Linked DNA regions of Homo sapiens: regions 1 and 3 are each linked to region 2. A link is a contact called in ENCODE POLR2A ChIA-PET data. All regions are on one chromosome and are shown on one strand. The core of a region is the stretch at or near the end of the contact, and the rest is flanking DNA. Distances in the headings are between cores, read along the strand shown.

The links. ChIA-PET counts read pairs that join two places held with the same protein, here RNA polymerase II (POLR2A).
Region 1: POLR2A ChIA-PET joins it to region 2 with 14 read pairs in activated B cell. The contact joins two enhancer-like sites. POLR2A ChIA-PET finds 5 or more read pairs at or near these places in 3 of 52 experiments (AG04450, Panc1 and activated B cell).
Region 3: POLR2A ChIA-PET joins it to region 2 with 12 read pairs in activated naive CD4-positive, alpha-beta T cell. The contact joins two enhancer-like sites. POLR2A ChIA-PET finds 5 or more read pairs at or near these places in 3 of 52 experiments (CD4-positive, alpha-beta T cell, WTC11 and activated naive CD4-positive, alpha-beta T cell).

The regions. Positions count from the first base shown.
Region 1 is chr17:76,512,855-76,517,421 of GRCh38, reverse strand. No RefSeq gene overlaps it. Among named protein-coding and RNA genes, the nearest start is that of RHBDF2, 14 kb to the right of the region's middle. RefSeq lists an enhancer at 3,991-4,567. Within about 2 kb of position 1,986, at least 29 of the 41 ENCODE cell types and tissues checked have a DNase peak (open chromatin) inside an H3K27ac peak, as active enhancers do.
Region 2 is chr17:77,428,856-77,432,881 of GRCh38, reverse strand. All of the region lies in intron 3 of SEPTIN9 (septin 9), which reads right to left. LOC112268199 (a long non-coding RNA gene) reads left to right here. Exons shown (of 2, transcript XR_002958141.2): 2 at 1,580-4,026. Among named protein-coding and RNA genes, the nearest start is that of MIR4316, 34 kb to the right of the region's middle. Within about 2 kb of position 2,646, at least 29 of the 41 ENCODE cell types and tissues checked have a DNase peak (open chromatin) inside an H3K27ac peak, as active enhancers do.
Region 3 is chr17:78,113,813-78,118,158 of GRCh38, reverse strand. It overlaps TMC6 (transmembrane channel like 6), which reads left to right. Exons shown (of 20, transcript NM_001127198.5): 16 at 224-357; 17 at 515-691; 18 at 812-890. Among named protein-coding and RNA genes, the nearest start is that of TMC6, 13 kb to the left of the region's middle. Within about 2 kb of position 2,963, at least 5 of the 41 ENCODE cell types and tissues checked have a DNase peak (open chromatin) inside an H3K27ac peak, as active enhancers do.

The sequences.
Region 1 (4,567 bases), core at 737-3,236, 910 kb after region 2:
AAATTTTTCTTTTACAAAAATTAGCTGGGCATGGTAGTGTGCACCGGTAGTCTCAGCTACTCAGGAGGCTGAGGTGGGAGGATCTCCTGAGCCCAAGAGGTCGAGGCTACAGTGAGTCATGATCGTGCCACTCTACTCCAGCCTGGGTGACAGAGCAAGACCCCATCTTAAAAAAAAAAAAAAAATTAAACACTGCTGTCCAGCTTGGGCGACACAGAGAGACCCCATCTTAAAAAAACAAAAAACAAACAAACAAACAAACAAAAACCTTTTTTTTTCCTGAGACAGAGTCTGGCTCTGTAGCCTAGGCTGGAGTACAGTGGCACAATTTAGGCTCACTGCAACCTCCGCCTCCCAGGTTCAAGCGATTCTCCTGCCTCAGCCTCCCGAGTAGCTGGGATTACAGGCACCAGCCACCACGCCCGGCTAATTTTTGTATTTTTAGTAGAGATGGGGTTTCACCATGTTGGCCAGGCTGTTCTCGAACTCCTGACCTTGTGATCTGCCCGACTTAACTTCCCGAAGTGCTGGGATTACAGGCATAAGCCAGCGCGCCTGGCCAAAAAATTCTTTAACAAAGTTTTTTTTTTTTGTTTTTGTTTTTGTTTTAGAGACAGGTTCTCACTCTGTCGCCCAGGCTGGAGTGCAGTGGTGCAATCAGAGCTCACTGCAGCCTTGACCTCCAGGGCTCAGCCATCCTCCCACCTCAGCCTCCTGAGTAGCTGAGACTACAGGTGTACATACACCACGGTACCTGGCCTTATACATAGTTTTTGAAGTAGCATTCCTGGGGATTCTATATGATTACAAAGGCAATATGTATAAGATGACAGCGAGAGTGAAAAAAAGAAAATTTAAAAAAAAAACAACAGACCAGGTGCAGTGGCTCACGCCTGTAATCCCAGCACTTTGGGAGGCCGAGGCGGGCGGATCACCTGAGGTCGGGGGTTCGAGACCAGCCTGGCCAATATGGTGAAACCCTGTCTCTACTAAAAATACAAAAATTAGCTGGGTATGGTGGCAAGTGGCTATAGTCCCAGCTACTCGGGAGGCTGAGGCAGGAGAATCGCTTGAACCCAGGAGGCGGAGGTTGCAGTGAGCCGAGATCGCACCATGCACTCCGGCCTGGGTAACAGAGCGAGACTCCGTCTCAAACAACAACAACAAAAACAAAAACAAAAACAAAGGCAGCCGGGTGCGGTGGCTCAGGCCTGTAATCCCAGCACTTCAGGAGGGCAAGGCGGGCGGATCACAAGGTCAGGAGTTCGAGACCAGCCTGGACAACATGGTGAAACCCCATCTCTACTAAAAATACAAAAATTAGCTGGGCGTGGTGGCAGGCGCCAGTAATCCCAGCTACTCAGGAGACTGAGGTAGGAGAATTACTTAAAAACCCAGGGGCGAAGGTTGCAGTGAGCCGAGATCACACCACTGCACTCCAGCCTGGGTCACAGAGCAAGACTCTGTCTCGAAAAAAAAAAAAAAAACATTGCAGGAAATTTGAGGGGGAAAGAAAAGCACAAAGGGAGGTGTCCAGGAAGTGGTTGGAGAGTCTGGTCTGAAGCAGGACAGAAGTCAGGGCTGTGACAATAAAAGTCCCCTGTGGTCCCTCCACCCGAGAGTCACTGTGAGTGTTTTGCTGTAAATACTGGCAGTGGTTTTCCTGTGCACACGCACATTTTACGCGGCACACGCACATGACATTTTATGTTACGCCAGGATCTTAGCATGCATATGGGTTTTAGTGAAGAAGCCTCCAGCAGTTTCGCAAGTGAGTGGGTTTCGGTTCAGGTCACACAGGGATGATAGTAGCAGTTGACTCAGTGGCAGCGTATGTGGGTCTGACAAGTTCCCAAGGCTTTCTGGCTGGTCCCCAGTTTAGTGTGAAATGAGCCAGGAAAGAAAGCCATCGTCTCGCCCGGCGACTGCAAAGCCTCCTCCCAGTCGTCGGCCTCCGCTCTGCCCTCCCACGTTGTGGTCTCCACTCAGGGCCCAGGAAATGCTTTTATCGTGTGAATCAGATCGCGTGGACTCCTCCCTGGCCCATCAAAACCCTGCCCTAGCTTACTGAAGTCACAGCCAAACAGAAAGCAGAGTCCTGGCCTGGCTCCCCAGCCCGCCTGATTTGGCCCGGGCCATCTTTCCAGGCTCATTTCTCCCCCGGCTCCCCTTCTCGCCTTCTTTTTGTGTGTGTGTGTGTGAGACAGAGTCTCACTCTATAGCCCAGGCTGGTGTGCAGTGGCATGATCTCAGCTCACTGCACTCTGCCTCCCAGGTTCAAGTGATTCTCCTGCCTCAGCCTCCTGAGTAGCTGGGACTACAGGGCGAGCCACCACACCCAGCTAATTTTTGTATTTATAGTAGAAACGGGGTTTCACCATGTTGGTCAGGCTGGTCTTGAACTCCTGACCTCCAGTGATCCACCCACCTCAGCCTCCCAAAATGCTGGGATTACAGGTGTGAGCCACCGCGCCCGGCCATCTCTCTCTCTTTTTTTTTTTTTTTTTTTTTTGAGACAGAGTCTTGCTCTGCCACCCAGGCTGGTGTGCAGTGGTACGATCTTGGCTCATTGCAACCTCCACCTCCCAGGCTCAAGCAATTCTCCTGCCTCAGCTGCCCAAGTAGCTGGGATTACAGGCACCCGCCACCATGCCCAGCTAATTTTTGTATTTTCAGTAGAGACGGGGTTTCACTGTGTTGGCCAGGCTGGTCTTGAACTCCTGACCTCAAGTGATCCACCCACCTTGGGCTCCCAAAGTGCTGGGATTACAGATGTGAGCCACCACTCCCAGCAACAGTAGCTCTTAAAATCAAAATTAGCCGGGTACAGTGGCTCACACGCATAGCCCCAGCTACTTGGGAGGCCGAGGTGGGAGGATCACTTGAACTCAGGAATTTGAGACCAGCCTGGGCAACATAGCAAGACTCTCTCTCAAAAAACAAAACAAACAACAACAAAAAATACCTCCCCCCTCCCCAAATCCATGATGAAGAAAATGCCAAAATTTTAAATACAATGAGGATCCCTTTTCCCGGTCCCTCTATCCTCACTGTCCGGCCCTCCTGCCCACAACCCACACTTGGGAAATATGGCTGAATGAATTAGAAGAGCAGGGGAAGAAACTGAACATTAGTCGGGCAGAGGCAAAGAGCAAGAAGCAAGTGGGGTGGCTCACAGAGACAGCTCGATGAGACCTCCTACCTGGGGGCCAGGCTGGGGTGCTGAGGAGCCCCCTTCCCCTGCCTGGCTAGCAGGTCCTGGAAGCAGTGAAGGAAGAGACCAGCTGGGAGCCCCATGACAGGGCAGGGACCTGGGGGTTCTGCCTCCAGGAGAGCCAGGAGTGCAGGCCAGAAAAGCCCGTTAGGGAAAGGGAATCACCCATGATGTTGGTTTCCCTGGCTGCTGTAACAAATGACCACGAACTCGGTGGCTTAAAACAGCAGAAATCGGCCGGGCGCAGTGGCTCACGACTGTAATCCCAGACTTTGGGTGGCTGAGGCAGGTGGATCACCTGATGTCAGGCGTTTGAGACCAGCCTGCCCAACATGGCAAAACCCCATCTCTACTAAAAATACAAAAATTAGCTGTGTGTGGTGATGGGTGCCTGTAATCTCAGCTACTTGGGAGGCTGAGGCAGGAGAATTGCTTGAACCCGAGAGGCAGAGGTTGCAGTGAGCTGAGATTATCCCACTGCACTGCAGCCTGGGCGACAGAGCAAGACTCCATCTCAAAAAAAAAAAAAAAAGCAAAAAACAAAAAACAGCAGAGATCGATTCTCTTAGGGTGCTGGAGGCCACAGGTCTCAAGTCAAGGTGGGGGCCGGGGCCACACTCCCTCTGAAGCCTCTGGGAAGGATCCTTCCTCACCTCTGTCAGCCTTTGGTGGCCCCAGGAGTTCTTGGGCCAGGCCAGCGTCACTCCAGCCTCTGCCTCTGCGGTCACGTGGCCTTCTCTCTGTGTTGCTCTTGTCTCAAGTCTCTCTCTGTGTTTCTCTTCTAAGGACACGTGTCACTGGATTTAGGGCTCACCCTAAATCTGGGATGATCTCATCTTGAGATCCTCAGCTTAGTGACATCTGCAACAACTCTTTTCCAAAAACTTCACATGCACAGGTTCCTGGGCCTCATATCTCTGGGGGCCACCATTTAGCCCACTACCCTAGTGGACCAGGAGGAAGGAGCCAGGGAAGAGGCAGGGATCTGCCGCCCAGAGTCCCTTCCTCCTCCTCCTCTTGAGCCCTTTGGGAGCTGGGCCCTTCTGATCTGGGTGCCAGAGCAGACAGGCAGGGCCTGCCAGAGGAAGCATCCATCCCCAAGGACGAAGAGCATAGTAAGCAAACATGTGAACAGCGGGGTGAGTTCAGATGAGCAAGGACGGGGTTCCTGAGGTAGGGAGGGTCTCTTCTAGACGGGCCTCATCTGTTCCCCTCCATCACCCTCAGAGATGCACCTCATGACCCCATCTTACAGCCAAAGAGCTGGGCTCATCAACAAGCCGCCCACGGCCACGGGGCAAGGCAGGAGCCACAGGCTGACCCCAAAGTCCCAGCCTCTCCCACAGTCCCCAC
Region 2 (4,026 bases), core at 1,397-3,896:
TGAGAACAGTGACTGTGGTCAGGCCACAGCTCACAAGTCAGCAACTCTGCTCAGCCGCCGCGGTGGTCCCCTCTTGATGGCTTCCAGAAAAAGCGTTCCACCTTCTGTCATCAGTGTCCTGAAATCCAAGAATATTCTCCAAACAGCAACTGCAGCAAAAGCTAATGCTGCGTGAGTGCCGCAGGCACCATTTCCAGGGCCTCACACACCCCCCGCTCAGTCCCCACAAAAACCCCACTCCATCCTTCCTCCCGCTCTCTTCCTCTAACAGCTCAGAAAACGAGCACGGAAGGGTTAAGCTGGCCTGAGGAGGGGCTGGTGGAACAGCCTGAGGGTCCAGTCTCCAAGAACTTCACATTGCAAAGGGAACCCTTGGGTCAGGGAGCAGGGCACAGCCCCCATCTCTCTACCCCCGTTCTCAGCACCAGGCCTGACACAGACGGGGCCTCGGCCATGAATAAATGAACAAGTGAATGAGAGCCTGCTGAGGGAAGAAGGTGACAGGGACAAGGGAGAAACAAAGCAGCCAATGCCGCCGTGATGATGACGATGCCAACGGCAGCACTGACATGTGGGCTCCTGTCATGCCAGGACCGTTCTAAGCACTTTGCTCTATGAACACCTTTGTTTCTCATCATGTCTCGAGTGGACATTTCTATTAGCCCATTTTACAGAGGGGAACATAGTTGAGCGTATTGGCTAAGGTCATGCTGCCAGGAAAGGTCAGAGTCCAGGTAGCATGTGGCTTCCCAGCCGGGCTCTGGTTCACACGGCCTCACAGGCAGCCCCATGAAACACGCAGAGAGAGCATGTGAGGGGCCCCCCTGCTGCCCCCCACCCCCAGCTGGGGTCCACCCTCTGCTGAAACCTCCCCAACCTGTTTCTAAGTCCCGCCAGCCACGAAACATTTTTTTGAACATCCAGTACCACCCTCCCATGGCTATTTGGCCTCATCCTTTTACAGGGCAAGTCTTGGGCGAAAAGTAGAAAGGATGAAAATCCCTGAGAGAGGTGACAACGTGGCAACTTTTTTTTTTTTTTTTTTTTTTTTGAGACAGCATTTCACTCCCGTTGCCTAGGCTGGAATGCAGTGGCACGATCTTGGCTCACTGCAACCTCTACCTCCCGGGCTCAAGCTATTCTCCTGCCTCAGCCTCCTGAGGAGCTGGGAGCACAGGCATGTGCCACCACACCAGGCTAATTTTTGTGTTTTTTTGTAGAGATGGAGTTTCGCCATGTTGCCCAGGCTGGTCTCAAACTCGTGGGCTCAAGCAATCTGCCTGCCTCAGCTTTCTGGGATTATAGACGTGAACCACCGTGCCTGGCTGAGGTGGTTCTCATACAAAGCAGAGAAAACCATCTTTAGTTCAAAACAAATTAATAAGTATTGAGTGTCTATGTAGAAAAAGACTAGAAGGAAACGTGAACATGTTAACAGTGTTTGTCTGGAGGACGCAATTATTATTGATCATTTCCTTTACATTTTCTAATTTAATTATTTTGTCACAAGTAGGTGTGATTTTTAAAATCACAAAAGATAAACGTTGGTTTTTTGTTTGTGTTTTGTTTTTTGAGACAGGGTCTCATCCTGTCACCCAGGAGCTGGAGTACAGTGGTGTGGTCATAGCTCACTGCAGCCTCAAACTCCTAACTCAAGCAATCCTCCTACCTGAGCCTCCTGAGGAGCTGGGACTACAGGCAAGCGCCACTACCCCTAGCACCTCTGTTGCCCAGACTGGTCTCGAACGCCTGGCCTCAAGCGACTCTCCCACCGCAGCCTCCCAAAGCTGGGATTACAGGCGTGAGCCACCACGCCCAGCAAAGATTGCTTTTCAATCAGGAAGACAGATGCTTCTTAGCACTTCTTGTTCTTCTTCTTTTTTTTTTTTTTGATACGGAGTATTGCTCTGTTGCCCAGGCTGGAGTGCAGTAGCACAGTCTCGGCTCACTGCAACCTCTGCCTCCCGGGTTCAAGAGATTCTCCTGCCTCAGCCTCCAGAGTAGCTGGGATTACAAGCGTGCACCACCATACCTGGCTAATTTTTGTATTTTCAGTAGAGATGGGGTTTCGCCATGTTGACCAGCCTGGTCTTGAACTCCTGACCTTAAGGGATTCACCCGCCTTGGCCTCCCAAAGTGTTGGGATTACATGCGTGAGCCACCACCCTCGGCCTGCTTCTTAGCACTTCTAACCTCTGCCCCTTGGCATCACCTGGCCAAGCAGATGAAAAGTTCCAGTGAGCTGTCAGCCGGCACCAGGCTGGGGTCTTCCCTAGGCAGCTCCAAGTGGCTAGGATCTGGCTTCTTTTCCAGAGCTGGGTCCAGAAACCAAGATCGGGAATGCGTGATGGCTGCTCTGCGGGCCCTTGCTATGAGGTCACTTCCCTGGTTCCAGTGATCGGCCGCTGGCTGTAGGGAGCATGTGGGTTCAGCCAGGGTTTGTGTCAACATGGCTCTGCTCTATCCACGGCCTAGTGGGTTCCTCCACCCCCCGCTGCATGACAACCCCAGGAAAAATGTTAGGAGGGAGGGAGCCGCTGGGGGTGTGACAGGAGAGACTTTCCAGGGACAGATTTGTAAAAACTGCTTCAAAGTCCTCTCCAAGGACTTTCAAGGCCTCCACTGCCCCCTACTGACAGGTCACGGCTCGGGCAGAGAAAGCTGGGGATGGAGCTGGCGGGGGGAGGGTGGCCAGCACCCGCAAGGCAAGGAGATGAGCTGGGAGAACAGGGGCTGGGAGGGCAGCCCCAGGCCAGCTCCTGTCTCCAGAACCACTGTCTCCCTCCTCTGGCCACAAAGTGAGGCTGGCCAGACACAGGCCTACTCCACAGGCTGGGAGGCTGGGCGTGAAAGCACTGTGCTTGCATGGGGTACCCCATGGTGAATACCATCAGAGCCAACCCCCAGGGTCTGCTGTCCTACAGGGAAGCCAGTGTAAGGCGCCCATGGAACCCAGAAGCATCTAAAGGATTTGACAGCCATGAGCTGGGAGGATCCAGTTCTGTAGCAGGAGAAAGAGAGGCAGAGAGACAGGTTTCGCAACATCTGCCCCATCCGCTGTGTTGCCCTGAGCACAGCCCACCCCTCTGTGGTCCCGAGTCTCAGCTCTGAGGTCTCTAAGACCCCCTGGGTCCCCGCAGCTCAGGATGCTCACTTGAAAACCAGGCCCAGCCAGCAGGGCCTCCCTCGTCAGCCTATTACTGGCCAGCTCCTGCCCAGCACCCTCCAGCTCATTATCCCCATCTGTGCAAACTCCACACCAGCACCCTAAGCCCTTCTTCCTCCAGGAAGGAGACTGTCCCCAGATGTGTCCCCTGTTCCCTTTCGATCAAAGCCCAGAAAACAGGAACCAGCCTTGCGCCTCCTCTCCCCACCGAACTGTTGGCCTTTTTGGATGCCCTCTCTGATTCTCTGCCAACATCCCCACAACACAATCAGCCCTCAGTCCCTCCCCAAATGCAATCGGCGAGCACGCTGTAGCCCAGGCGGACGGTGATGTCCCCATTTTGCAACCTGCGAGAGCCAGCACACCTCTCAGCCAGGTGGGCTGCAGGAGCCAGTCGTGGCGAGGGCAGGAGGCCTGCGTGCTGACGGCATCGGCACCATCAAAATTACGGTCAGATCAAGGTCACGGTCAACGAGCTTCTCCACCTGCAATTTCCTCCTCACCAAGGTGGCCTCAGCCTCAGCCTCGGCCTCAGCCTTGGTCTTGGCCTCAGGAGCTGCAGACACACCCCCAAGTCCCCACCCCAGGAGCTTGGCCTCACACACACCGGAGGACACGGAGCTGGGGCACAAATAGCCAAGAACAGGTACATCTGCAACCAGGAGCAGGGGGCGGAGGGCTGCTGAGATGCTCCCATTCTCACCGGCTGCCTCCTCTGACGGCTTACCACTTATTATACACTGACTGTATAACCAGGGCTGTGACATGTCTGCTTCTTACATTATATCATTAAATCCCCAAATTTGTCCCCAATTTACATACGATGAGGCAAATTCAGAGTCAATAACCTGCTTATCAGC
Region 3 (4,346 bases), core at 1,714-4,213, 680 kb before region 2:
CAGCGACCTTCAGCAGATGGAGGTGCTGTTGGCATCACCCGTTTGCGTGCAAGTGACCGGCAGGCTTCTGTCTTCCTCTGTAAATGAGGAGGCTGCAGGGAGCAGGGTCCAGGCTCTGCCTGGACGCACAGCCCTGGTCGCCCTTCCCTCTTGAGCTCCCCCAGGGCTTGGAGGGGTGCTGAGGGGTAGCAGGATGGTGGCAGAGCGCAGCCTTTCCCCACAGACCAGCCTTCTGGCCAACTGCCAGGCGCCGCGCCGGCCCTGGCTGGCCTCACACATGAGCACCGTCTTCCTCACGCTGCTCTGCTTCCCCGCCTTCCTGGGCGCCGCTGTCTTCCTCTGCTACGCCGTCTGGCAGTGAGTGGGGCGGGTGGAGGGAGACCCTTCTGTGTCATCTGGGGGTTGGGTGGTGGTGCCTGGGGGGCCCAAGGCTTAGGGGTGCAGAGGACGGGCTGGGAGGGAGCCGGGTGAACTGTTGCTCGGGGTGAGGGTTCCTGGTCGGCATCTTCCCCAGGGTGAAGCCCTCGAGCACCTGCGGCCCCTTCCGGACCCTGGACACCATGTACGAGGCCGGCAGGGTGTGGGTGCGCCACCTGGAGGCGGCAGGCCCCAGGGTCTCCTGGCTGCCCTGGGTGCACCGGTACCTGATGGAAAACACCTTCTTTGTCTTCCTGGTGTCAGCCCTGCTGCTGTGAGTCCCGCAGGTGGGGGCGGCCCTGGGGAGATGGCCCTCGCTGGGCCTGCACCGTGTGGGGACTGGCCGCTCCCGGGCTGTGGCCCTGGGCCCTGCCCGACAGCCCCTCTCCCGCAGGGCCGTGATCTACCTCAACATCCAGGTGGTGCGGGGCCAGCGCAAGGTCATCTGCCTGCTCAAGGAGCAGATCAGCAATGTGAGTGCCCCTCCTGGGCTGCTCTCAGCCCCCACCCTCTCAGGTCACCTGAGGGTGACGCTCCCCTCCACTCCCCTGTACATCTCCTGTGGGCCTTGGCTGGTGAAAGGGTTTGTTTGCCAAACAAGTGACCCTGATCAATACGTGCACTTCAGATCAAGTGACGAAGTAGCCGTGAGACAGAGCCAGGCTCCTGATCCCCAAGGACCCGCAGGGCCCCACTGGGACCAGGGCTCTGGGGGGTGGGGTGTGATTTCAGCCCCCGGGTGTGGCCCCGCTGAGGGTTTAGACAGTCTCTGTGAGGATTTTTGGGTCCCTATGGACTCTTCACTCATTTTACAAACAGGTGGATTAAGGTTGAGAGTTAGGACTTAAAACTTTTTTTTTTGGAGACGGAGTCTCGCTCTGTCACCCAGGCTGGAGTGCAGTGGCACAGTCTCAGCTGACTGCAACCTCTGCCTCCTGGGTTCAAGCAACTGTCTTGCCTCAGCCTCCCGAGTAGCTGGGAGTACAGGGCCTGCCGCCACTCCGGCTACTTTTTTGTGTTTTTCGTACAGATGCAGTTTCACTGTGTTGCCCAGGCTGGTCTCGAGCTCCTGAGGCAATCCACCCACCTTGGCCTCCCAAAGTGCTAGGATTATAGGCATGAGCCACCGTGCCTGGCCAAAACATTTTTATGAAGAAAACAATGTTTGACCGGGTGTGGTGGGGCTCATGCCTATAGTCCCAATGCTTTGGGAGGCCAAGGTGGGAGAATGGCTGGAGCCCAGGAGTTCGAGACCAGCCTGGGCAACAGAGTGAAACCTCGTCTCTATAAAAATTTTAAAAGTTAGCTGGGTGTGGTGGTGTGCACCTGTAGTCCCAGCTACTTGGGAGGCTGAGGGAGGAGATTGCTTGAGCCCAGGTTGAGGCTGCAGTGAGCTATGATTGTGCCACTGCGCTCCAGCCTGGGTGACAGTGAAACTCTGTCTCATAAAAAAAAAAAAAAAAAAGCCTGGGCATGGGGGCTCAGGCCTCTAATCCCAGCACTTTGGGAGGCCGAGGTGAGCAGATCACTTGAGGTCAGGAGGTCGAGACCAGCCTGACCATCATGGCAAAACCCCGTCTCTACTAAAAGTACAAAAATCAGCTGGGCGTGGTGGCGTCCACCTGTACCAGCTACTCAGGAGGCGGAGGCAGGAGAATCAGCCCAGATTGCGCCACTGCACTCCAGCCCGGGCGACAGAGCGAGTTGCTGAGGCCCTCATGCTGTGTCATGGGAGTGAGTTGCAGAAGGGGGTCGGACCCCATACCGGAGAGGCAGCCCCCAGGAGTACTGTCCACCCGGCAGCTGGTCCCTGTGCCCACTCCCTTCGCCCCTGTGCCCACTCCCTTCGCCCCTGTGCCCACTCCCTTCGCCCCTGTGCCCACTCCCTTCGCCCCTGTGCCCACTCCCTTCGCCCCTGTGCCCACTCCCTTCGCCCCTGTGCCCACTCCCTTCGCCCCTGTGCCCACTCCCTTCGCCCCTGTGCCCACTCCCTTCGCCCCTGTGCCCACTCCCTTCGCCCCTGTGCCCACTCCCTTCGCCCCTGTGCCCACTCCCTTCGCCCCTGTGCCCACTCCCTTCGCCCCTGTGCCCACTCCCTTCGCCCCTGTGCCCACTCCCTTCGCTCCTCTCTGCCCAGGAGGACCTCCTTGCCCACTGGGCACCCACCAAGTTGGAGACAAGGCACTTTCCCCCCGGGCTACCCAGCCTGGCCTCCTCCCCGAGGCCCCTCCCCTGGGGAACGGCCCCCCGTGAAGCAGGTCCTGTGGCTTTTCCAGGCTTGCGTCCTGCTGCTGGGCTCTGCCCTCCCCCTAGGGCTCCCCATCCCCTCCCATTGCCATTTGTCCTCCTGCAGGTTTTCACTCTGGGGCTGGTGAGTGCCAGTGTCCTTAGGCATGCTCCACACCAGGGCTAGGGGGGCGCTTGTGGGGATCAGCGGCTGGCGTCTGCCAAGGCGAGGGCAGGGCGGGGTGCAGCCAGTGGGCCTCGGCAGCCATGTGACCCTGCTGCTGGCTAGTTGGTGCCAGGATCCAGGGCTCCAGGCAGCTCGTCCCAGCTCGTCCCAAGCACTCATGGGACGGCTCCCACATTGCTTGGGTTGTAAACACTGTAGTACACACTGTCCCATCTCCTGCCTTTCCCGTTTCACCACATAGAGCTGAAAGCCTGGCATCTCGGCTGCGGTGGTTGTCTGGCTGTAGATATTGGAAGTGGGGAATGGCTCCTGCCCTACTGGGTGGCATTTCAGAGCCCCCAGGGGCCAGGTAGGGCCAGGTGGGTCCGGGCGGGGAATGCAGAGTGGTGCTGGGAGAATCCCAGCTCTACCCACCGTTGCTCTGGGATGGGAAGGACCTTTCTCCAGGCGGATGCTGGCTGTGGTGTCTACCCAAGGCCGAGCTCTGACCCGTCTTTGGGGCTGTCGGTCTGAGTTTTCCCCGTGCAGGTCGGCATGGCTCAAGTGCACAGCCCCTCCATACTCATCAGCAACTCGATAGAAGCTACTTAGGTTGTTGCTTAAGGGGCCCATGGTCTCTCCTTGAAGGTATTCTAAGTGGTCCTCCTAGGCTGAGCCAGGTTGCCAGGTGCCCAGAGCCAATCCGTGTGGCTCTTGACAGAACTCCTGTTCTCTGTGTGAAGCTCCGGGCGGGGAATCCCGGTCTGACCCAGGCACTGATGATCAGTGTTTCGGTGCACCAGATCCTTTGCTAAGTGCCCCCTCTGCTTGTCACATTTCATTGTCGAAAGAGCCCTGGGTCAGTCCAGTACTGGCCCCAAAGATGTCCCCGTCCTAAGACTGGATGGAGCCTGTGAATACGTTACGTTGCGTGGCTGGGGAATTACGATTGCAGGTAGAATTAAAGTTGCCAGTCAGCTGACTTTGGATAGGAGATGGCCCTAGATTATCGTGGTGGCCCAGCGTGATCTCAGGGTCCTTAGAGGTGAAAAACAGAGGCCGGAGTGTCAGGGTCAGAGTGGTGCCACGTGAGCAGGACTTGAGCAGCCACTGCTGGCTTTGAAGTGGAGGAAAGGGCTGAGAGCCAGGGGCCTCTAGAAGTTGGAAAAGGCGAGGAAGAGGATTCTCCCCCGAAGCCTCCGGGAGGAATGTAGCCCTGATCATGCTTGACTGGAGCCCAGTGAGACTCATTTTGGACTTCTCACTTCCAGAACTGAAAGTTGAGAAACCGGTGGTGTTTTAAGCCACGAAGTTGATGACAGTTCGTTACGACAGCAGCAGGAAACTAATGTAAACCCTGTGCCTTGTGTTATTATCCCCCTTTACAGATGCTGCCACTGAGGTCACAGAGTTAGTAACCCAAGGCAGAGCCAGTACGTGGCAGGGCTGGTTTTAAATTGAGTCAGGCTGGCTCTGGGCTGCTGATTACATTTCCCTTTTCACTTTGGCCACTAGGAAGCTTAGATCCACACATACG